3 separate regions of the Homo sapiens genome follow, and regions 1 and 2 are each linked to region 3. Evidence: chromatin loops called from intact Hi-C (ENCODE). Cell type or tissue: endothelial cell of umbilical vein. All regions are shown on one strand.

Region 1 (8,000 bases), 280 kb after region 3:
TACGTCAAGCCTTCAAGCCTCACCCACCCAAGAAATAGGTCCTACTTTTTGATATACCACGGAGTGGCTTGACCTTGGCCAATCACTTACTCTCCCAGGACTCAGAATTTTTCAATAAAGGTATAAGATTTATAAGCTCAACCACAAATGTCCATAATCAGAATGTTGAGAAGAAAGCTATATGCTAAATCCTCTGTTTCTCTTTCTCTCCGGGGACCTTTCAAAAATCCATCCTCAGTAGTTACAGAGCAAAGTGCTGCATCTTCAGACTTCTACAATCCCTTAAAGTAAATGAAAGAAAGGGTTCTGATGACATACAAACCTTCATAGAAGTGTAGCTATTTTGGTTAAGGAAGGCATACTCTATGCCAAATGCTGTCAGTACACTATCTCATTTGGTTCTCAAAATAGCTGCCACAATACTGTAAATTTGAGTATTTTAGATATGAGGAACATCTCTAAAAGTAATAATAATAATAGCTAACATTTGTTGAGTATTTACTCAATTACTGCTATAATTTGAATGTATGTGTTCCTCCCAAATTCATGGGTTAGAACCTAAGACCCAATGCGATAGTATTAAGAGGCCGTTAGGAAGTGATTGAGTCATGAACACTTGGCTTTCATGAATGGGTCGGTGCTGTTATAAGAGAAGTTGAAGGGAGCACATGAGGCATCTCATGTGAGAATGCCTCAAGAAGGTGCCATCGATGGGACAGACCCTGACCAGACACCAAATCTACTTGTGCCTTGGTCTTGGACCTCGCAGCCTCTAGAGCTGTGCAAAATAAACTTCTACTGTTTATAAATTACTCATTTTGTGGTATTTTGTTATAGCAGCCTGAAAGGACTGAGACAATTACTAAGTGGTTGGATGCATTCAATCATTTAATCCTGACAACAGACCTAGAAGGTGAATTGGTTCTATTATTATCCCCATTTATAGATGAGAAAACTAAGCACAGAGAAGCTAAATAATTTGCTGAAATTCACACAGCTAGCAAGTCTTCCGAGTGGTCCAGATGCAGGGCCTATCCTCTTAACCACTAAGCTCCATGTGATCAGTGAGGGGAGGAGAAGGGCTGGCAGACTCAGCAAATACAAATACAAGACATCCAGTTAAATTTGCATTTCAGATAAACAATGGATAATTTTAAATACAAGTATCTCCACTGTAACATTTGGAAAACACTTAGGCTGACAAAATTGTCTGTTTATCCAAAATTCAAGTTTGTTGGACAGCCTATATTTGTTTTTACTTTCTTTTTTTTTTTTTTTTTTGAGACAGGGTCTCACTCCATCACCCAGGCTGGAGTGCAGTGGTGCGATCTCCTCTCACTGCAACCTCTGCCTCCCGGGTTCAAGTGAATTCTCCCACCTCAGCCTCCCCAGTAGCTACAGGCACGGGCCACCATTCCAGACAGCCTGTATGTAAACTGGCAACCCTGTAGGGAAGGAATGCCTGAGATTCATGCCTATGCCTACTTCCAGAGAGCCTTCTCACTCCTGCTGCCATATTTTAATACACATTTCTAAAGTCAAATTCATGTCACATTCTGGCCCTGGTGCTGTACTTGGTCAACCACTGAAATTAAAAGGGCTAGCAAGATAAAATGTAGGAATACTAAGGCACTATGACTTCTAGTGCTTCTTAAAAACTCTCAAATTCTGTACCTGACTTACAAGGCAAATTTGAGTGCAGACCTGAGGACACATTACAAAGGGTTAAAGGATGAGAATTGGCTCATTTATTTTTATATTCAGAAATGTTGTTTGTTCATAAATACTACAATAATAAATATTAGCAATGTAACAATGTTTTTTCTTTTCTTTTCCTTTCCTTTTTTTTTTTGGAGACAGGGTTTCACTCTGTTGCCCAGACTGGACTGGAGTGCAGTGGTGTGATCATAGCTTACTGTAGCCTTGAACTCTTGGGCTCAAGTGATAATCCCACATCAGCCTCCCAAGTAGCTGGGACTGCAGGTGCGTGCCACCAAGCCTGGCTATTTTTAAAAACAATTATTTGTAGAGACAGGATGCTGCCGTGTTGCCCAGGCTGATCTTGAACTCCTGGGCTCAAGCAATTGGTTCCACCTTAGCCTCCCAAAGTGCTGGGATTATAAGCATGAGCCACTGCGCTGGGCCAGCAGGGTTTTCTAAGTACTTAAAGATCCCAGTTAGGAATAGGACTGAGGGTAGGGTAAGGAGAAAATGCAGAATGGCAATAGATAATCATTAGCAAGGGGATTCTTAACCCCCTAATTCCCCTATAACAAATGGGCCACAGTCCCACCATGAGCCAGGAAGATGACATTTATGTTTCTGCTCATAGGACATGTTTGAATATTTACTCAAAACACACTTAGGTTCTAGGACCACTATGGTAAACTGTTGGAATTTTTTAGAAGTCCTCTGTCTTAGAACATTTTGCTGGCTTCCCTTTTTACATTAAGTGATGTCTGTCATTCAGATAAGTTTGTCTGTATTCCCATAAGTCTTGACGTCACAGAAGTGAATCAGCAGGAAACCATCATCTTTAACACATTTCCTATTCACTGACAATCATCCTGGATATGGAGCCCAGTGTACAACGACAAAAGCTTTCTCTCCCTTCTTAGGACAAAACATTTTATGGGAAGAAGAGAATCTTGGCAGAATCCCACTGTTCAAAATGAAGATAACAATGTACAGATTTGGTCCATTGCAGGAAAAGAAGCATTTCACCCAGAGGCCTGATGCTTTAACCCACAGTCAGACTTGCCAGTTGAGGAGAATCACATTTAGTGAGCCTTCCTCTGCAGGGGGATTCAAATCCTGGCTCCCCACTTAATAGCTCTGTGATCTTCTATAAGTTATTTAACCCTTCTGTTTTTTCATCTCTAAAATAAAAACAGTAATAGAAGCTACCTTGCAGCTTTGGAAGGAATTAATGATCTAGTCCATGTACGGTGCTTTAAGCACAGTGCCTGGCCTGTATAAACACTCCATGAATGTCACTACTGTTATTACGATTGGTCATTTGACTCCCACCGATGTGCCCTCTCACTGGCCCCTTTGTAGAAAAACACACTCTGCCCTTGGGTCAGGTCCCTTTAGATAATTTAACTGCATTCATTCTCAGGGTGACCAGGAGGGTTGGCAAGGGTAGCTGTCATATAACTGGGTTCATGGTATGTAAATATGTCTATAATTAGACTGCAGTGTTCTTAAGAAAGGAGTTCTCAAGTCATAGTTTGTGTATATCTTTTTAAAAAATCTGATTTGCACACATATTTAAATATTTAAGACCATATAGACTATTGAAAGAAACAGTATTTTTTAAAGAAAAGCTTATTTGTTCATGAGGCGGTTTATTAGTAAGTATTTAGGAAATAGATTTAGTATGAAAGTAGTCTTCATCTCCTTGTCCCTTAATTAAATATTTACACTTTTCCAAACTAGTTAAATGAGACAAAATTAGATTTTAAGACAAAAACAACTCATTGCCTTTAATATCACTATTTAAAATGCTAATTACATTGCAGATAAAAAGAATTAAAACTTTTGTAACTTAAAAATAAATGTAATTCCAGAGTCAATATCATATAAATAGGTGCCCATCTGGCCAACCTCAGGATTGCCAAATTTCTTCTCCCTCAATTGTTTCCTTGTTAACAAGAGTTTAAACAGCTCCCTCTTGTGGTCTAAAAAGCCATTGGCAATCCAGAGTTAGGTCAGCTTCTTATCTGTCGTTTTATTCGCTGCACATTTATTTACTACATTATATATTGTGTATTTGCTACAGTAGTGGAGGAGAAGAACAGTAACAGAGGACAGGGATGAATGTTGTTGCCTATGGGGTTAATATGGACACAGTCAGCTCTAATGTTTCATTCAAAGTGTCACTCTGGGATGGTGTTTATGCTGCTTGTAATTCAGGGACGGTATTTCTTAAAATGAAAGAATGAGCTTTGGTCAGAGCAGCTTATTAAGTGAATGTTTGCCTGCCTTGATTGGTTGAGCTGCAAGATGCTCAGAAATCCTGATACCCAATCTACCTATTTTCAGCTGAAAAGCTTCAGATCCGAAAAGGTGTAAATGAAAAGTCCCCTTCATTGACATCTCATTTACATGTTCAGGTAAACTTTGTCATAGTTCCTGAGACTCTGCTTTAATTTGCTCATTTTCTGAGCAGCCATTACATACATGACACTGTGCTAGATGCTGCAGATACAACAGCAAACAAAAAGACCCGGCCCCACAGTGTCCACAGTCTAGCGGGAAGACAAGCATTAGACAGTTACTCTAACAGTTGTGTTGGTAAATGCAATAAATGTTGGTGTTAGGTGTGGCAATCACTGCCAGTGAAAATAACAGGAAGATTTAATGTAGACAAGAACATTGGAGGTGGTCTCTCTGAGAAATGACAGAGCAGGAATTTGCCAGGTCAAGGGAGAGTGGGAAACTAAGTAGAAAAAAAATCACATATACCAACGTTGAGGACAGGGAAAAGCTTGACTCTTGGGAGGAACTGGAAGAACAAAATGGAGCTGCAGAGGTGCCCAGAGAGGGCGGGGGACGGTGTCAGGCACAAGCCAGTTCACACAGGGCTTCACAGACCACGTGCAGGCCGAGGGAACTATCCTAAATGCACTGGGAACTCATGACATGTTTCAAGTATGTGAATAACCTGGTATACTCTGCTTTTTTGTAACTGTCCCGCCAGCTGCATGTGTAGACAGGAGGAGAGGGAAACAGGAATGGAAGTGAGGACATGGATCAAAAGACAAAGCAGCCTTCAAGCAGGAAGTACTGCCAGTGGAAGGAGTGAGACTTTAGATAGATTTGAAGATGACATTGACAGGATTTGGTCATGAGATAAAAGAAGGGGTGAGGGAAAAGGAGGTTTAAAGATGAATTCCAACACAGCAAAGACCATGAACTATCTTTGACGACAGACAAAAGAATATGGATCAATCTCACAACTGATGTTTAATTAAGAAGCCAGGCAAGACCAGGAGTGGTGGCTCACATCTGTAATCCAAGCACTTTGGGAGGCAAGGCAGGCAGATCACTTGAGCTCAGGAGTTCAAGACCAGCCTGGGAAACATGGCAAAACCCCATCTCTACAAAAAACACAGAAGATGAGTCGGGCATGGTGGTGCACACCTGTAATCCCAGCTACTCAGGAGGCTGAGGCGGGAGGATCGCTTGAGCCCAGGAGGCTGATGCTGCCAGTTAGCAGCAAGTGCACTGCTGCACTACGGCCTGGGTGACAGAGTGAGACCTTGTCTCAAAAAAAAAAAAAAAAAATCATAGAGGAATGCATCCTGTAGTTTCCACTGCCTCCCTTCTGAGAAGCTGCCAGGTACCCAGTCAGGGGTCTCTTTTGTACCAGTCTGCCTTCCAAAATCACAGCAAGGAGAACAAACATGAAAAAATCAGGGCCTAAGGTTTGAGTAGTAAGAGACAACCAACCAATGAAGAAATTTATGGTTAGTACCTTGGTTGTTCAAGGAACTGCTTAAACTCTGAGCAGGAGAGAAAGGGAATGTCCATTTCTAAACATTCTATTCAAAGTAACATAACCTGAGCATTCTGGCCAACAGATTAAGGGAAGTAAAAAATCAGAATTCATATATTTTTTTCCATAGAGATGCTTAGTGTGAATATATGTGGAAAAAACCTATGCCACACAAAACCATAAAAAATATTATTTTGAATTTCCTGCTTATTTCATGCCCATTGTATCACAAAGTTTTCAGTCACTGGTATGAAATAAAAATAGATTTTTGTGGCCCCAAAGCAGAAAGCATGTTCTGGTTAGGAAAAGAAACACCAGCCTCTAAAATTGTCTGAGAGTTAGAATGAGATTGAATAAGGAGCCCACGCCTTCCAGCCGAGAAAAACCACATTTGAATGTGGGAGATCATCTGAGGACATTATTGGAGAATTTCCCATAGAAGCATCTGACACTAAGCAGAGAAGAAAACATAATTTCCATATGAAACAGGAAACAAAATATGAGGAAGAGAACCAAGAGTTAAGAGTGCACTTAGGTGGCTTAATTTGGTAATTCATTTCAAAGATAGACGAAAGGAAAGTGTTTAAACAGAATTGCTTTATTTGTTCTGACAGCTCCCAGCCTGAATCAGAAATCTTTACCATCTCAATCCCATAAAGGGGAAAAAATTCTCTTCTTTAGGGCAAGAAACAAATGTTTTCCCATTTGCTTTAGATGGGGTATTGAGTTGACCATTTCAGATTTTGGTACGTTTGTCTCGTTCTTCATAATTAGTCTTCAGAAAGAAAAGAAAAACAAGACTGAATCCTCAAAGAGAAGATAGAAAGATTCCACAAGTCCAAGAGGGACAAATAAAATCATGACCCCATTTTACTTATAGCATTTAACATCACAAGCTTGAATCTCTTGTGCAATTGCTGGTTTCTAAGCAGAATCCCAGAAGAGCAGATGTGAGATGGAGCGGACACAGTGATGAGCATCCCTTTCAGGAAGGCAGGCCTTCAGCTGCTGGGGGTGCTGGCAGCACTCTGGGAATCACTTTCTGTCTAAAAGAGCCAAATCACTCAAGGTCACCCCCTCTTTCTGGGGGCAGCCTGTGTCTGATGACTGGTCAAAGTGTGGTATCAAAGTCCAGCCCCTGCCACTTGAGAAAATTCAAAAAGGGCTTCAGTTTCAGCATTCCCCATAGGGTCAGCTGAGCCCTTTGCCAAGACATCATTACCACTCAACTTTTCCCTTGCACTCTCTTGCTCCCTTTCCTGCATACCCACAGGTGTAAATCCAAAGAATCCTCCTTGATAAACTTCCTGCCTACTGGCTTCCATCTCAGAGTCCACTTTCCAGGGAACATTACCTGAGACACTACCAAACTGGGGTACTTTGTTTGTTTTCCTAAATGTAGAGGTGAGGGCTGAGTGCAGTGATTCATGCCTGTAATCCCAGCACTTTGGGAGGCTGAGGTGGGTGGATCACTTGAGGTCAGAAATTCGAGACCAGCCTGGACAACATGGTGAAACCCCGTCTCTATCAAAACACGAAAATTAGCTGGACATGATGGTGAGCTCCTGTTAATTCCAGCTGCTAGGGAGGCTGAGGCAGGAGAATTGCTTGAACCCAGGAGGCGGAGGTTGCAGTGAGCCAACATCATGCCACTGTACTCCAGTGTGGACAACAGAGCAAGACTCCATCTCAAAATAAATAAATAAATAAATAAATAAATAAATAAATAAATAAATAAATAAATAAAATATAGAGGTGAGGGATGGGAGAGTCTTAGTTCTGACTTCTAATCATCGTTTATCTTTCTTTTCTTTAGGGAATTTGAAGGGGTGAAATTACAAAAGGTTCCAGTTAGGAACATTCAGAATCAATGTCAAGTGATTACAAACCAAGTCAATCCTCAGGCTATAAATTAATCTCTATAAAAATAATCTCTATAAAAAATCCTCAGGCTAAAAATATCTCTATAAAAAATTTTAAAAATTGAAGAATATGATGCTGCCAACCTTCCTCAAATTCTCTCTTTCTCTTGCTACTGGACACTGAATTCTTCTGGCTCTCCTGCACCCTCTATGACCATCCATTTCCTTGTGCCTTTTATTGTATTTATTAATGCATAGTGAATAGTTGAAATGTGTGCAGAAATCGGTGAAAACATTAACTGTGATATAGAGCTATTAAAATTTTTCCTTTTTCCGCATTTCTACAATGATGAAAATAAAAGAAGATGTAAGTAAAGCATTCACTTAATAAACAGCTATATAGTGAACACATTCTACATACCATAGATGATTTAGAGTTGGAAAAAGAAAAAAGGATAAGAGACATTCCTGCCTTTAAGCAGCTTAACATCTGGTGCAGAGTCTCAACCCTATCAAATCCAACATTTCTTTTTAAAACAAACACTTTGTAATGCCCCCATTACAATTTTGATATAAAATTCATAGGTATTATATAAAAATTTAAAAAAATAGAGCCCTAATTCTAGCATAAAACA
Region 2 (8,000 bases), 470 kb after region 3:
CAAAGTAAAATCAACATATCTAATCCTTGCTATACTGACCTAATTTTAAACTGATTTTATAGGATTACTTTTCTTTCTTCCAATACAGTGATTCATCTTCTGCATTTAAGGTCGATATTAGAGATATCTAAAAGGATCTATGATGAATGGATAAAGAAAATGTAATATATATACAGAATGGAATACCATACAGCCTTTAAAAGGAAGAAAATTATGTCATTTTCAAAAACGTAGATTAACCCGGAGGACATAATGCTAAGTGAAATAAATAAGACACAAAAAAACAAATACTGCATGATCTCACATATGTGTAAAATCTAAAAAAAAAAGTCAAACTCAGGGAGGCAGAGAGCAGAATGGTGGTCTACAAAGGCTAGGGAGAAGGGGGAAAAAGGAAAGGAGAGAGGTTAGTCAAAGAATACCAAGTTTCAGTTAGAGGAGTAAGTTTTAGAGATCTATTGCATGCCACGGTGACTATAATTAATAATAATGTACTATATACCTCAAAATTGCTAAAAGTTAATTTTAAACGTTCTCACCACAAACAAATGGCAAGTAGGTGATATGATGGACGTGTTAATTTGCTTGATTTAACCTTTCTACAAAATATACATTTATCAAAACATCACATTGAACCCCATAAATATACACAATGATTATCTGTCAATTAAAAATAAATAAAAACAGACAAAAAAACCCAAATTCCTCAGGGGCAGCGGGTATAAATGCTAGAGGCTTTCAAGAGGACAACGGAATAAACACACATACAAATATAACACTCAGATTATAACAAGGAAGAAAGATAAAACAATAAACCAATAAAAAGTTGCTGTGGAAGACAGAAACTTTGAAAACTAAATAGTCTTCATGATTTTAAAAGACAGAAACTGTTCGATTATTTCTCACAAGAAATAGCAAGAAATATATTTATTTAACTTGGTTCCAGTCAAAGTTGCAGATCAAATCTCTCTGGATTTCAACAATGAAAGTGAGGCAGTGGGGTTCAATCTCCATATTAAACTTCACTGAAGATTTATCTTTAAGAACCAAAATGAATCACAGCTACAATGTTTATGTACAGATGTGAATGTGCATATTTAAAAAATTAAAATGTTTATTAGAGTAGTAAGATTATGAGTATTCCTTTTAAAAACACTGTTTCCCAGACTCTCTGTAATTTTACATTGCTTTTATAATTGAACCTACAAGCCACGTCCCTCCTTGTTTTTCTCTAGCATTTTGACTATTCTAAACTACACTATGGTGCAGCAGAGAGCAGGAACTCTGAAATCATACTCCCAGGCTTCAGTCTCAGTTCTGACAGTTACTGTAGGGCAAGTTAGTTAAATTTTCTGTGCCTCAGTTTCTACGAATGTAAAACGGGATTAGTGAAAGTACCTACTTCGTGGGGTTAGTGTGAAAATTGAGATAATTCACAAAAATTACTTGGAAAAGAGCCTGAAAACACAGAATGCATTCAACAAATATTAACACTTATTATAAAATATTATACATTTTAGATCACTGCTGACAAGTTTGACTACCAAACTAAGTTGGAAGTTCTACAAAACAGCGATAGTGGCCAAACCCCACAGGATACTGCTTTGATATAAGACCCACCACAGAGATCAAATCTGGCTTCCTGAGCCGTCTGAAAATTATGACCAACATGTCACAACAGGAAATGGAAAGCCTACCACTAACATGACCTGGAAAATAGCCAATTTACTAACACAAACCCACAACATCAACAAATCTGTTCCCCTGAACCACATCTATCCAAAAGTAGTTTAAATATTTACATTCTTAATGAGCTATGTATGACTGATAACACATACTGAAGTACAATTTCCAAGTAAAAATGTAGGTACTATACATTCATATTGACTTCTTAAAATAATGTGACTCATCATTCAAGTAAAGCAGCAAAGTTTTCGAGGTGCTGAGGGGAGTAAGGGGTGGGAAGGGTATGCAATCTGTGATGAATTCTGCCAACAGTGGCTGTCTGTATTAACCAGAGGCCATATACGCATATTCAAGTTGAGAAAATATCTGTAGGTCACACACATGGTTTTTAAAGCCATATTATAGAACAAGACACTGAATAGCAGCAGCACCTTTTAAGATGAAAGTCAACAATTTATACACAAGCACTTTAACTCCCATATGTACTCCTGAACTGAACAAATATTATTTTGTAGTGACTCACAAAGGGACGCAGTTATTTCCATACCGACCTCATAAAAAAAAATCTTCTAAATTAACTCTTTAAAGATGAAAGTAAAAGCATTTCTGGAAAGATTCAACAATTATACAAGCCACAATGATGCTGCAGTAACTGAACTGCATAGCTCCAAAAGTTTACGTTTGTAGAACTGAACTTTTGAATTATATATCTGTGTAAAAGGTATGGTCGCTGTTGATTCAATTCCATGAACAGGAATTTCTTTCTAAAGGAAACAGAAATCTCAGTTTCTAATATGCACAATGCATATGTAATTATCTTCTATATGCTCCGCAGTTTTAAAATGCCATACAAACAAAGCATACCACATGCAAAGTCAATTTCTGAGATTCTAAGGCAGTTTCTGGTCAAGTTTAAGATCAAACCACAAATATATATACACAAAAAATATTTTACATACATATATATCTAAAGATAGAAAAACTGAATATTATTTTTAAATTGGGGAAAATTTAGCGAAAGTAAAACCCACTCCTCTAAGTTTAAAGTTAATCTTCTCCTGGAACCCACTTCCATTTTATTCAGAGGTCCTTCGACGGTTCCTGAAGCAGATGTGTGAAATTTTAAAGAATGTCTGAGGGTATATACCTAATCAGGATGGGTTAGCATCCCAATTCACGATGTACCTTTCAACATTATGTAGGTACATTGTAAGAGAAACCAAGATGAGCGCTGTGGCCTCACAGTTGACCCAAAATCTGTGAACAGGAGAGCTGACAACTCTTCGCTCATACAATGCAACTCACCTCGCAGCTCAGAGACATAGCAAAATCGGTGGCTGTTTTTTGCGCTGCCTTTGGATTCTGCATCTGTTTCAAACCTAGAACCTAGCTACCCTCGGAGCTCCACCGAAGAAAGCCTGACACAGCGAAAACTATCGCGATTTAAAAGATACCTGACGTTTTCTACCGCAGAGGTTACGAAAATTTTGCCCGGTGGGACTTTTATTGTCCTCCTTCAAACACGGGAGCAACATGAAGTTAAATCCTCTCGCTCTGGAGATCCCTAGAGTCAACCTGCTTCTGCCCAAAATTAAAAATAAAAATCTCCAATCTCACTTCCCCCTTAAGACTAAAACTGAATCCATGCTCTAACTCGGGAGTAAAGTAGGATGGCTTTCAACCCACCACACCCTCCTTGCTCATTATTCCGGGTCACGGGCGAACTAGAACACTGGGAAAGGGGCTGCAGGTTCCGGACCGGACCGGCCCTGACCCACGGAAGGGGAAGAGAAGCGGCAGGAGTCAGGAGCCCGAAAGGTACGCCCCAGCGTCGACGCGTGACGTCACTACGTTGACGTGAACGGCCGTTCAGCGTCCGGCCGTCCCAACACCTCCTCCTCCGGCCACTCGCTGAGTAGCGTCGGCGCCTATTGGGCGGCGTGGGAACGGTGGGCGGGCCGGGACTGGGTCTCGAGGAGGAGGAGGGGTGCGAGGTGCCTGGCTCTGAGGGCCGCCGGGGCTGTGAAGCCTGTCATTAGCGATTAGCTCACGTCAGTCACTCACGCATCCCTGTTTGCCCTGCTGCTGACCTCGCGCGAGGCGGCCACCTTGTGGGAGATGTTTTCGTGAGGCAACAGACGCTGGCCGTTCCCAGCGTCACGCAGAGTTCGGATCCACTCTAGCGAGAGACCACAGCGTCCGGGAGCAGCTTGTGAAACTCTGGCGAGCGTCAGCCTTGAAAATAAAAAGTATTGGCAGCCGTCGACGAGCACAGGTTCCTAAAACTTAGATCGAAGAGAAGTACCAGCCTTCAAAAATAAACCAGCACCAAAAGCCCCCTGTGCTTATAGGTGACGTGCGGGCTGGGAGTGCAGTGGTGTCACCTCGCCTTGTATGTCATCGCCGGTTGTGTGCCTAACATACATACAAAAAGGATAACTCGAATTTAGCCATCACGCATTTTCAAAAATACTGCTTGGAAATTGAATGTTTGGAGAAAAGATATAATCTGGGGTTTCTACACGGTCTGAATTGGGTTCATTTCCGTTTAGCAAACATTTATTGAGCTCCCAGCGTGGGTCACAGAATTCAGTAAACCTGATCCCGTGTTCAAGGTGCTATATTCCGATGCAGGGCAGGGCGATGCAGTGAAAGAATGGTGGCCACAGCAGTAGCATGCTAATAGCCTGGTGGGCAGGTACAGGTTTTGCATTTCTTTGGCGAGATCACTTTTGAGTGTCTCCACTGGGTGGCAGAATTAAGACCCGTGAACGTTTAATATCTCCTGTATATTTAGTATATTATGAATATATACTGATTAATGAATATTAAGTGCGTGTTGTATATCTTGTGCCTCATGAATATTAAATATGACCTGGTCTTGCCAGCCTTTTCTATTTTTACATATACGTGCTCCACCGACTGTTTTGCAGGCTAGGAACACGTGAGTTTTGTTCTCCTATTTCTTCTAGGGCAGCATTGAATATTCTCAAAGACAGTTCTGGGCTTCAGAGCTGGTATAGTGCCCATGGTGGTGATCACAGTGCGGTCAAGCTTCTTAGGACCTCTTTCATTACTTTTATCCAGGTAGAGTTTGTAGAACTATGGAAATACCCAAGCACGATTTTCTCTTACCTGGGACACTGTTGGCCAAGATCTTTAGATTCTTCTTAGAAAATGTGGAAAAGCAGGCAAAAATTTTTCCAAACCAAGTGGAATTTTTCACAAGACATTTACTCACATTTTTTTTTCTCTCTCACTGTAGTTACGTAGCTAATTTTGGAAAGGCACATGGATTTTGAGAATGTAGACAGTAGTTGTGGTCTATTAGTCAATCTTACCTGCTTTCTATAAGGATGAAAAATTATTTCATGGTAGTGTCGTAGTTTCTTAATGGAGGATTGTTCCAAGGATCTCTCTTAAGTGTGCAAGAACAAGTCTATTTGTACGTTTGGTTTTTTGTAATATTATCCCTATTATGTACTACCTTATTCCTTTATAAGAACTTAAAGTCATGGTCTCTGGCATACATAATCATCGCACCAGTAGTTCTCAATCTTCACTTTGCATCAGAGCCATCTAGGGAGCTTCAGAAAAATATCCTTGCTTAGGTCCCACTCCCAGAAATCCTGTCTTAATTGTTTCAATGTTGGACCTAAGCATTCCTGTGTTTAACTCTTCCCAGTTGATCCAAGGTGCTCAGTCAGAAACACTGTGTTACATATGGGGCAATATATTTAAACAATGTGGTATGTGATTGCTTGGTGATAAAACAATAGATCGCATCTGGGAAAAAACGTTCTCTGTAATTCCTCTGGTGTTTTTGTCAGAGAATCTGGTGATGTTGAACTTCCTGTTCAACAGACTGGTGGGAGGAAACACAGGGTAAGCACCATAGCCAGATCTTTGGTACATTTTAAGTGCCCTAATGTGAATACTTTCAGCCTGATCTCATTCCATCGTGGTAAATACTACAGAAAGGATGCTGATTGATTGGCATTCTTACCACATCCCTTATTTTAGTGGGAGTGATTAAGAAGGAACTTCTTAGGGCTGAGATAATTCCCAGTAAGGAGGTTTACAGATCCAACTGTGGGCTTTTCTCCCATATGAAAATAATTTAACAGCCCACCTGATCTCTGTACCGTAAATAACTGCTCCCAGAACCCTAAGAAGAGTTTGTATTAGTATCCAAGTGCTGTTGTAACAAATTCCCACAAATTTAGTGGCTTGAAACAGTACAAATTTTTGATCTTAGAGTTCTGTAGGGTAAAAGTCTGACATAGGGCTCACTGGTTAAAAATCAAGATGTTGGCTGGGCAACCTCTTGGTGCCACATGTGGTGGCTCACGCCTGTAATCCCAGCACTTTGGGAGGCCAAGATGGACGGATCACCTGAGGTTGGGAGTTCAAGACCAGCCTCACCAACATGGAGAAACCCCATCTCTACTAAAAATACAAGATTAGCCAAGTTTGTTGGCACATGCCTGTAATCCCAGCCACTTGGGAGACTGAGGCGGGAGAATCACTTGAACCCGGGAGGTGGAGGTTGTGGTGAGCCAAGATTGCACCATTGCACTCCAGCCTGGGCAACAAGAGCAAAACTCTGTCTCAAAAAAAAAAAAAAAAAAAAAAAATCAAGGTGTTGGCAGGGCTGTTTTCTTTTACAGGCTCTAGGGGAGAATCCACTTCCATGCCTTTTGCAGCTTCTAGAGGTCACTTGACTTCCTTGGCTCATTGTCCACTTCCTCCATCTTCAAAGCCAGCAATGGAAGGCTGAATGTTTCTCATATCATATATAAGTCCCCCTTGCCATGTAATCTGATATATTCACTGGTTCCAGGGATTGGGGCGGTGGGGCAGGGGGTGTTATCTTGCCTACCATAGGGTGCTTAAATTCATCTTTTAACCACAAGTCTCAGTATGCATTTTTTAAAAGGCCCCCAGTATACAGGAAGTATTTGGAGACACAGCAAAATAAGTTATGTGAAAAGGGTCAGTTTCTTCCACTGTAAATCAGATTTTTGGGCTAGGACTGGTTGGAGTTTAAGTTAATAACGAATACTCAACCAATATTTAAATTAGCTTCACACTTCTGCCACCAACCAACCAACAAAACTCTTGGGGCCTCAAGGAAAGGGAAAAAGGACAAAAAGATTGACTCACAGTGTAAGAGTTTACCAATTACAACCAGGTGTAGGATAGCCTGTTCACTAGTATATCTGGAACCCTGGCAGATTGAAACAAGAGAAACAAATGATAGACATTACCAGTGAGTGGAGGTGGTATAAACCTTGCCCTCTGTCAGCAATTCTCTCTCTGGGAGTGGCAAGTTGGATGATGCTATTTTATAGAAGTGGCAAAGTAAAGAGCACTGGGAATCATATCTCAGTTTCTTCTATCTTGCTCCCTGGACCAGTAAAGTTACTCTGAACTTCCCTTGAAATAAAAAAACCTAGAAATAGGATTACTTACCATAACAACTTAAAAGAATACACTTAAAAAAAGTTGCACAGAAAAACCAAACAAGATTGTATAGCTCTACTTCATGTATTTATGAGTTGTTTCAGAAAAAGAACTTTGATCTTGCCAGGAGCGGTGGCTCATGCCTGTAATCCCAGCACTTTGGGAGCCTGAGATGGGTAGATCACCTGAGATCAGGAGTTCAAGACCAGCCTGCCGAACATGGCGAAACCCCGTCTCTACTAAAAATACAAAAATTAGCTGGGCACGGTGGTACGTGCCTGTAATCCCAGCTACTCGGGAGGCTGAGGCAGGAGAATTGCTTGAACCCGGGAGGTGGAGGTTGCAGTGAGCCAAGATCACTCTACTGTACTCCAGCCTGGTGACAGAGTGAGACTCTGTCTCCAAAAAAAAAAAAAAAAAAAAAAAAATTAGCCCAGTGTGGTGGTGCATGCTTGTACTTCCAGCTACTCAGGAGGCTGAGGCAGGAGAATCGCTTGAACCTGGGAAGTGGAGGTTGCAGTGAGCCGAGAGCACGCCACTGCACTCCAACCTAAGTGACAAGAGTGAAACTCTGTCTCAAAAATAAAAAGAAAAGAAAAAGAACTTTGATCTTATTGTTTATGTTTCAGACACATTGGAAAGAGAGAGAATAGAAGGGATTAAAACATTCTATTATGAAAATAGTAGCATGGTTCTAGTCTAGAATTTCCTCCTGATTCCACTAACATCATAGAAGTGAAAATGACCTTTTCTTGTCTTTTGTCTTTTCCCCAAAAATAACAAGAAGTTATCCGAAATAGCTTTGCACTTCTAATTACAATTCGAGACCTTTGACATGGCAAACAGTC
Region 3 (8,000 bases):
TCCCTCAGGAGAAGCCTTCTGCTGTTGGTGCCTGACAAATCCAAAGTCTAGTTTCTCTGGCAATCAAATTTACCTTCAGTCTTCAGCTTCTATTGTCTGGTAAGCTCTTCCCAACTTAACCCTTGCTTGTCCCTTCCCCACCACTGTGACTATATTCTGCCTTGCATTTGCTGATCATGACCCCCCAGTGCCCCTGCATTCCATTAGCCTGCCCTGATGGGCCATTTCTCTGCCTCTCCATCTGGCCTGAATCATCAGCCAGCTTGCAATCAATCAGCACCCCCAACCGTCTCACCAGTACAACTCCAGGACAGGCCAAATAGAAAATTCAGCAAACTGTTTAAGGGTTGAAAACCTGCACCTTAGGATTTGATGCTCTCACAGCTCTTCAGTTTGGCTTCCTTAAATTGTGTTACCACTGATTGGAAAGGGGGTAAAAAAATCAATTAATTACGTATTTTTAAAAATGCCTGTGTGAGGCCAGGTGCGCTGGCTCATGCCTGTAATCTCAGCACTTCCGGAGGCCAAAGTGGGAGGACTACTTGAAGCCAGGACTTCAAGACTAGACTGGGCAACATAGGGAGACCCTGTCTCTACAAGGTATTTTAAAAAATTATCCTGGTGTAGTGGTGTTCACCTGTAGTCCCAGCTACCCAGGAAGCTGAGGTGAGAGAAATGCTTGAGCCCGGGAAGACGAGGCTGCAGTGAGCTATGGTTGGCGCCACTGCATTCAAGCCTGGATAACAAAGTGAGACTCTAGACACTCTGCCTCTCAAAATAAAATAAATAGCCTGTGAGTAATAAATACTACAAATCACAGACGGGTGCATCAACGTGCTTACAAAAACCTTTGGTCTTTTCCTTGGCCCAGCACTCCAAATTCCTTTGACCGAACAGGTTCCTACTACCAAATGGAAGAAATTTAAATTGAGACAGAGTCTCGCTCTATCCCCCAGCTCAATCCCCCACTGGAGTGCAGTGGCGTGATCTCGGCTTCAGCTGACTCCAACCTCCGCCTCCCGGGTTCGAAAAATGCTCATGCCTCAGCCTCCCGAGTGGCTGAGATTACAGGCATCTGCCACCAAACACCGCTAATTTTTGTATTTTTTAGTAGAGATGGGGTTTTGCCATGATGGTCAGGCTGGTCTCCAACTCCTGACCTCAGTTGATCCACCCACCTTGGCCTCCCAAAGTGCTGGGATTACAGGCGTGAACCACACCTCCTGGCCAAAGTTTAAATTTTCTTCTAAGTATCTAAGGAAACCTTGCTCAGTTAGAGTCCTCCCCTATCAAAAAAAAGCCTTAAGTCCCCAGGAACATCAACATATCTAGTTACAAGTTACAATTTACCTTGATCTACACCTTATTTAGATGTTTCCGGTGCTTGTTAACTTCTATAAAAATTCAGGAACTACTTTTAGAATGGACAAGCTCAAACACATAAGGATCTGTGTGCATGGATTAACTGAGAACAGGCCTTAAAAGTTGCCAAATAGCTTTAGTCAAAAACATTTGGAGGCTGAGGCCTTAAGGTTTGCTTAAATGCATGTTACTAACAACAGCCAATGTTCATAGCGTTTTTACAACGTGCAGACCACTGCACTGATTAGTTTAACACAGATTATCTCATTTATTCCTGTCAACATGCCTGCGAGAAAACCAATACAGAGAAAGGTTAATTAACTTGTCCAAAGACACCCAGCTATTAAGCCATCAAATGGGATTTCAACTACTTGAAGTCTCTGAACGCAGAAGCATTTTGCCTCGTGGGTTTCTAACAGGTTTACTAGATACTGTGCCTGGAATTGGTGGGGTTTTGGTCTCACTGACATCAAGAACGAAGCCGCAGACACTCGCGGTGTGTTAACAGTTCTTAAAGTCAGTGTGTCCAGAGTTTGTTCCTTCTGAGGTTCGGATGTGTTGGGAGTTTCTTCCTTCTGGTGGGTTCGTGGTCTCACTGGCTGCTGGCGTGAAGCTGCAGACTTTGGCGGTGAGTGTTACAGCTCTTAAGACAGCTCGGCTGGATTTGTTTACTCCTCCCTGTGGGTGCGTGGTCTCCACGGCCTCAGGAGAGAAACTGCACACCTTCGCGGTGAGTGTTACAACTCATAAAAGCAATGTGGACCCAAAGAGTCAGCAGCAGCAAGATTTATTGCAAACTGCGAGAAAACAAAACCACCACACGCTGCAAAAGTATCCAAGCGGGTTACCGCTGGTGGCTGAGGCAGCCTGCTTTTATTCTCTTATCTGGCCCCATCCACATCCTGCTGATTGGTCCATTTTACAGAGAGCCAATTGGCCTGTTTTTCAGAGCTGATTGGTCCATTTTGACAGGGTGCTGATTGGTGCGTTTACAATCCCTGAGCTACACACAAAAGTTCTCCAAGTCCCCACTAGATTAGTTAGATACAGAGTGCTAATTGGTGTATTTACAAACCCTGAGCTAGATACAGAGTGTTGATTGGTGCATTTACAAACCATGAGTTAGATACAGAGTGCTGATTGGTGTATTCACAATCCCTTAGCTAGACATAAAGATTCTCCAAGTCCCCATCAGATTAGCTAGATACAGAGTGCCCATTGGTGCATCCACAAACCCTGAGCTAGACACAGGGTGCTGATTGGTGTGTTCACAATCCCTTAGCTAGACATAAAGGTTCTCCAAGTCTCCTCTAGACTCAGGAGCCCAGCTGGCTTCCCCCAGTGGAGCCGGCACTGGGGCCACAGGTGGAGCTGCCTGCCAGTCCCGGGCTGTGAGCCCGCACTCCTCAGCCCTTGGGCGGTAAATGGGACCGGGTGCTGTGGAGCAGGGGGCGGCACTCGTCAGGGAGGCTCGGGCAGCGCAGGAGCCCACGGGTGGGTGGTGGGGAGGCTCAGGCATGGCTGGCTGCGGGTCCGAGTCCCACCCCGCTGGGAGGCAGCTGAGGCCTGGCGAGAATTCGAAGGTAGCGCCGGTGAGCCGGCATTGCTGGGAGACTGGGCACACCCTCCGCAGCTGCTGGCCCGGGTGCTAAGCCCCTCACTACCCGGGTCTGGCGGAGCCGGCCCGCCGCTCTGAGTGCCGGCCCGCCAAGCCCACGCCCACCCGGAACTCTAGCTGGCTCGCAAGCGCCCGCACAGCCCTGGTTCCCGCCCGTGCCTCTCCCTACACACCTCCCCGCAGGCTGAGGGAGCCGGCTCCGGCCTCCGCTATCCCAGGAAGGGGCTCCCACAGTGCAGCGGCGGGCTGAAGGGCCCCTCAAGCGCGGTCAGAGTGAGCGCTGAGGCCGAGGAGGCGCCAAGAGTGAGCGAGGGCTGCGAGGGCTGCCAGCAGGCTGTCACCTCTCAATACTTCCTTTTTGTTATTTAGCTGCTAGCACAAAGATTTTACTGGGTTATCTCAGCCTTTTGCTGCCAGGACCTAGATAAAAGCAGTGGCTCCTTGACCAACCTATTAGGTAAACTTAAAAGAGAGCCATTTGGCAGTGAGTCAATAATCATCTAGGAAGTACTCAGTAAATTTGTGCTGAATGAATGAATCTGTTCATTCATTTTAATAACCATTAAAGAATTTTTTAAAGTCAAAGAGAGGTTGTCTGAAACCCTTCCCTCATTAAGTGCTCACATTAAACCTTGTACATTCCATTTTGGTGATTCAGGAAGGAGAAATTGCAGAAAAGTTGAGGGAGGTGGGGAGTAAGAAGGGTTATTTTGTAAGAAAAAAAAAGGCAAGGTGCTAGACCCAAAAAGATCCGGATATTCACTTCCAACATAATTCTTATTTAACGAAAGGTCAGAAATTCAATGTGAGGGTAGACACTAAAATTGAAGAGACTCAGAGTGATTTTTCAAAAATTTTTGTCAGAACTCCATCGTCACTCCAAAATGCTGAGATCTTCGAGAAAGTGATGTTGAAATTCGTCTTGGTCGCCGGGATGCTTCCCAGGAGAGTGCCCAGAGTTTCACTAACGAAAGATGGGTATTTAGCATAGCCATGGTCTGAGCGGGCAAAATGCACAGTCCCAGTGACTGAGAGGAGGCCAGCGGAGCGCGCGGGAACGAGGGTGGGGCCGCTCCCGGCTGGGCGCAGCTCGGGAGCCCCCTGCAGTGGACCCAAGTCGCCGCCAGATGGTTCCCGAGGATTAGGATCACGGGCACTTCCGGTCCCCTCGGTCAGCCCCTGGGCTAGCCTCTGGGCCGGCGCCTAGGCCGGCCAACGCGGACGCCGGGTTGCGGTGATTCCCAGCGGCGAGGTCAAGAGTCATTGGCCTGGGGCTGCAAGCGCCTCGCGCCTGGGCTACCCCGCGCCCTGCGCTCTGAGGGCGATGATCCGGGACGGGGAGGCGCGCGCCGCGGGCGGCCATAGGCCACGGCGCGGGGCGGGAGGGGGCGCGGCGAGGCCCGCGGCGGGGCAAAACCGGCCTGGGCCCTGGCGGCCGCAGGAGCGCGTGCGGCGTGGACTTTGCCGGGCTCGCCACACAGCCCCAGACCCGTTTAGGACCGGGAGACCGAACGCAGCGTCCAGCCGGGGAGTTTCGGCGGCGTTCTCCGGGCACCGCGCGCGGGAAGCCAGACGCAGCGGGGGGACACATCTCGCGGTGGCGTTGCCAGAGTGAGGAGTTAGCAGGCAGGACTTGACGAGGCTCTTTGGTTTTTCTAGTCCTCAACCACTGAAGAAGAAGCTTGATGCTTGGCTGTCAGAAGACATGAATTACGCACGGTTCATCACGGCAGCGAGCGCAGCCAGAAACCCTTCTCCCATCCGGACCATGAGTGAGAAACGGGGTGACCATCTCTCCTTTGGGGTGGGGCATTCCTCGCACAGCCTCTAAGGAGGGTTCCCTAGCAAGCCACCGCTTGGTTGCATCCATGCGTACCCCTGTGCACGCTCGCGGTGAGCCAGGCTCTGCGTGCAGAAATGAAATAGACACAGCCTTTGTTCTCAAAGAACTCGGGCTGAAACGGAAGGCGGGTATTTCTGCTGGAGCAGAGTAGGAGCAACAGTAGAGAGAGGCGCAGACTGCTGTGGGGCACGGCCTTGGAAGGGAGGGGGCGTGCTATCAAGAAAGGCTCTTCCTGGGAAGCTGAGAAGGGGCATGCACAGCGTGCAGATGGGTGTACAGTGGAGAGGGCCAGGTAAATGGGAGAGGGGTGGGCCATGAAGCTCACAGACAGGTCGGGGCTAAGTGGAGGAGGGCTTCTGCTATTGTGGCCCTTTGCTGTCTTTCTGATCCCTCTGCCTTCTCTTTGGTCACCTTCATTCTTTAGTCCCTCCACAAGTGAGGTGCCTAGAAAAAGTTATTCTGTATGTTTATTTTAGACTAGCTTTTGTCTTAGTCCATTCAGGCTGCTATAACAAAATACCACAAACTGGGTAATTTATGAACAATAGAATTATTTCTCACAGTTCTGGAAGCTAGGAAGTCTAAGATCAAAGTGCCAGCAGCTTCTGTGTCACCATGGTGAGAGCCCTTCCTTATAGACAGAGCCATCTTGCTGCATCCTCACGTGGTAGAAGGGAGAACCTATGTCCTCACGTGGCAGAAGGGCCAAGGGCATTCCCTCAGCCCTCTTTTATAAGTGCACCAATCCCATTCAGGAGGGTGGATCCCTCCTGACCTAATCACCTCTAGAGACCCCACCTGTTAAAACTATCACATTAGTATTAACTTCCAAGTATGAATCTGGGGGAGCACCAACATTTAGACCATAGCACACTCTATCACTAGAAATCGTTAAACTTTATAGTTTTATTGACTATAATGCATGCTTAACTATCCGCTTATAACAATCTTCAATGAAATTGTTTCTTCTCTTCCATGTGTATTGTAGCTGACATATTGAGCAGAGGACCAAAATCGATGATCTCCTTGGCTGGTGGCTTACCAAATCCAAACATGTTTCCTTTTAAGACTGCCGTAATCACTGTAGAAAATGGAAAGACCATCCAATTTGGAGAAGAGATGATGAAGAGAGCACTTCAGTATTCTCCGAGTGCTGGGTAAGTATCAATACTTAACATAATTTTATTGGCTTATTTTCATAAGAAATATTCTAAGGCCCATTGATAAAGAATATTAAAGAAATATTCTAAGGTCCATTCATAAATATTCTAAAGCCATTGACCCATTTGGTCATTCAATGACCAAATACTCAGTCATTGAATACTAACCAAATGAGTATTCAATGGTTAGGAAGGTCTGGGGAAAGGTTTTCAAAGGATAATTAAGAACAGAAAGGATATTGAATGTTTAACACTCCTCAGTGATTGCTTCTCAATCGCAAATGACCAAGAAGGCTTCTAGAAGGAAATACCATTAGAGCTGAGTCCAAAAAAATGAGAAGATGTCCAGGTGAAACAAACATATCAGGAGAAATGAAGAAACGGAAGATCCAGGAAGCTTCAACTTTTTAAAGTTTAAGCATCCTGGATCTTCCGTTTCTTCATTCTATAGTCTAAACAAGCAGTCATGCAAATACATTGAATATAGTCATTCATTTCTATAGTCTAAACAAGCAGCCATTCAAATACATTGCCCTCATAGGTTCAAATGTCTTTAATTTCTTAAAGGCAAGCTGAAACATATACCTTGACTTTCTTAGCTGGTCTTCTTCAAGTGATAAAGGATAATTTATAGAGAATCTATAAATTATACTTTATTAAAACCTGCTTTGTTCTGTGATTGAAAAGTGTATTGAAATGTTATTCATGTATATATGTGTTAGTTATGTAATATGTTAAATATACATAGGCTTATTCAAACATTCCATGATACAAACAACTTATTGAGTCTGAACTTCTAGGTAGCCATAGAACTCTTCCTAGAGAGAACAAAGAATCGATTATGCAACGCATGCGCTAAAGACTTCAGGTTTGGAATAAGAAAGATGTAGATTCAAATCTCAGCTCATTTATTACGTAATTGACTTTCTGAGAATTTCTGGCTGAATGACTTACAGGAATTTCCTAATCTCTAAGTCTACTGCCTATCTTTTAAATAGGAATATTCATACTGGCAAAAAGCATTTGAGGGTTTTTTAATTGAGTGTACAAAGTGCTTGATAAAGCTGTCATTTATTATTTCCTGTCTACTACTGTTACTATGATTTTTACTACTATGAATTTAAATATACATTTTTTGCTTTAGAATTCCAGAGCTTTTGTCCTGGCTAAAACAGTTACAAATAAAATTGCATAATCCTCCTACCATCCATTACCCACCCAGTCAAGGACAAATGGATCTATGTGTCACATCTGGCAGCCAACAAGGTCTTTGTAAGGTAAGACTGAAAGGAAAACTCAGCCAAAATGTAGAATTGGAAGCATTCATTTCTATAGTCCTCTCGCACTTAACCACAGAGAATTATATTTTATGGATTACTGGTAGTCTTTCTTGTCTTCACCTAGAATTATAAACAGGGAACTAAAAGACAAGTCATAGGATGGGGGTGGGAGCAGTTGTGGCCGGGGATGGGCAAGGGTGGGTAGGGGGTGTTGACTGTAAGCAAAAGCCAGGTGGAAATATTGTAGGTTGATCTATCAATATTTCCCCCTAGTTTTCCTCATTGTGAACACAAGGACTTTGAAAAATTACCTGCTCTTAACATCATTCACTAGCCTAATCTTTCTTAAATATTAAATACAGAGCATGTGGTCAATTACCCAGACCTATTAACCATTAAAGCAGGATGCCCACTAAGGGAGTACTCAACTCCTACCAAAAGCTTAGTGAACACTGCTTAATTTCATCTGGCTCAAAAATTCAAGTTACGTTTGATTTCCGCCTATAGTTAGGAAATTTCAATACAATTTTTAAATTTTTTAGAGGGCATGCTTTCATATTCCTGAGATACACATATTTATATTCTTTTACATATCTGTCTGTAGAATCTCTCCTTGCCACTGCTTGTATCTTGTCCCCCTCTTGGGTGTATTTCTCTAGATCTATTTATATGTCTGTATTTCTGACTTCTTATATGGATTGGTTCTCTCTCCCTCTCCCCCTGGCATTAGTTATTCC

The links. Hi-C counts contacts between places; a loop is a spot of excess contacts. Peaks named below come from ENCODE experiments on the same cell type or tissue, not always from the same donor. Only the 100,000 strongest peaks of a DNase experiment are listed, where the experiment ranks them.
Region 1: it touches region 3 in a loop (17-fold over the local background); 14 of 110 quality-filtered maps call a loop at or near these places.
Region 2: a loop joins it to region 3, with 14 times the contacts of the local background. A loop is called at or near these places in 16 of 110 quality-filtered maps.

What each region holds. Positions count from the first base shown.
Region 1 is chr4:169,806,199-169,814,198 of GRCh38, reverse strand. No RefSeq gene overlaps it. Among named protein-coding and RNA genes, the nearest start is that of HPF1, 52 kb to the right of the region's middle. In endothelial cell of umbilical vein, a CTCF peak has its summit at 3,688 (motif pointing left); a DNase peak (open chromatin) is centred at 3,668; H3K27me3 peaks cover 473 bases.
Region 2 is chr4:169,616,055-169,624,054 of GRCh38, reverse strand. CLCN3 (chloride voltage-gated channel 3) reads right to left here and starts at 3,477. Exons shown (of 13, transcript NM_001829.4): 1 at 2,992-3,477. RefSeq lists enhancers at 3,020-3,129, 3,320-3,549, 3,620-3,669, 4,230-4,299. In endothelial cell of umbilical vein, a CTCF peak has its summit at 4,414 (motif pointing right); DNase peaks (open chromatin) are centred at 1,764, 2,974, 3,584, 4,404 and 1 weaker place; H3K4me3 peaks cover 3,329 bases; H3K27ac peaks cover 3,450 bases.
Region 3 is chr4:170,086,376-170,094,375 of GRCh38, reverse strand. AADAT (aminoadipate aminotransferase) reads left to right here and starts at 4,420. Exons shown (of 13, transcript NM_016228.4): 1 at 4,420-4,752; 2 at 5,812-5,980; 3 at 7,128-7,260. The coding sequence starts at 4,686. RefSeq lists an enhancer at 2,310-3,004 and a silencer at 4,904-5,198. In endothelial cell of umbilical vein, a CTCF peak has its summit at 4,106; DNase peaks (open chromatin) are centred at 4,115 and 4,785; H3K4me3 peaks cover 1,213 bases.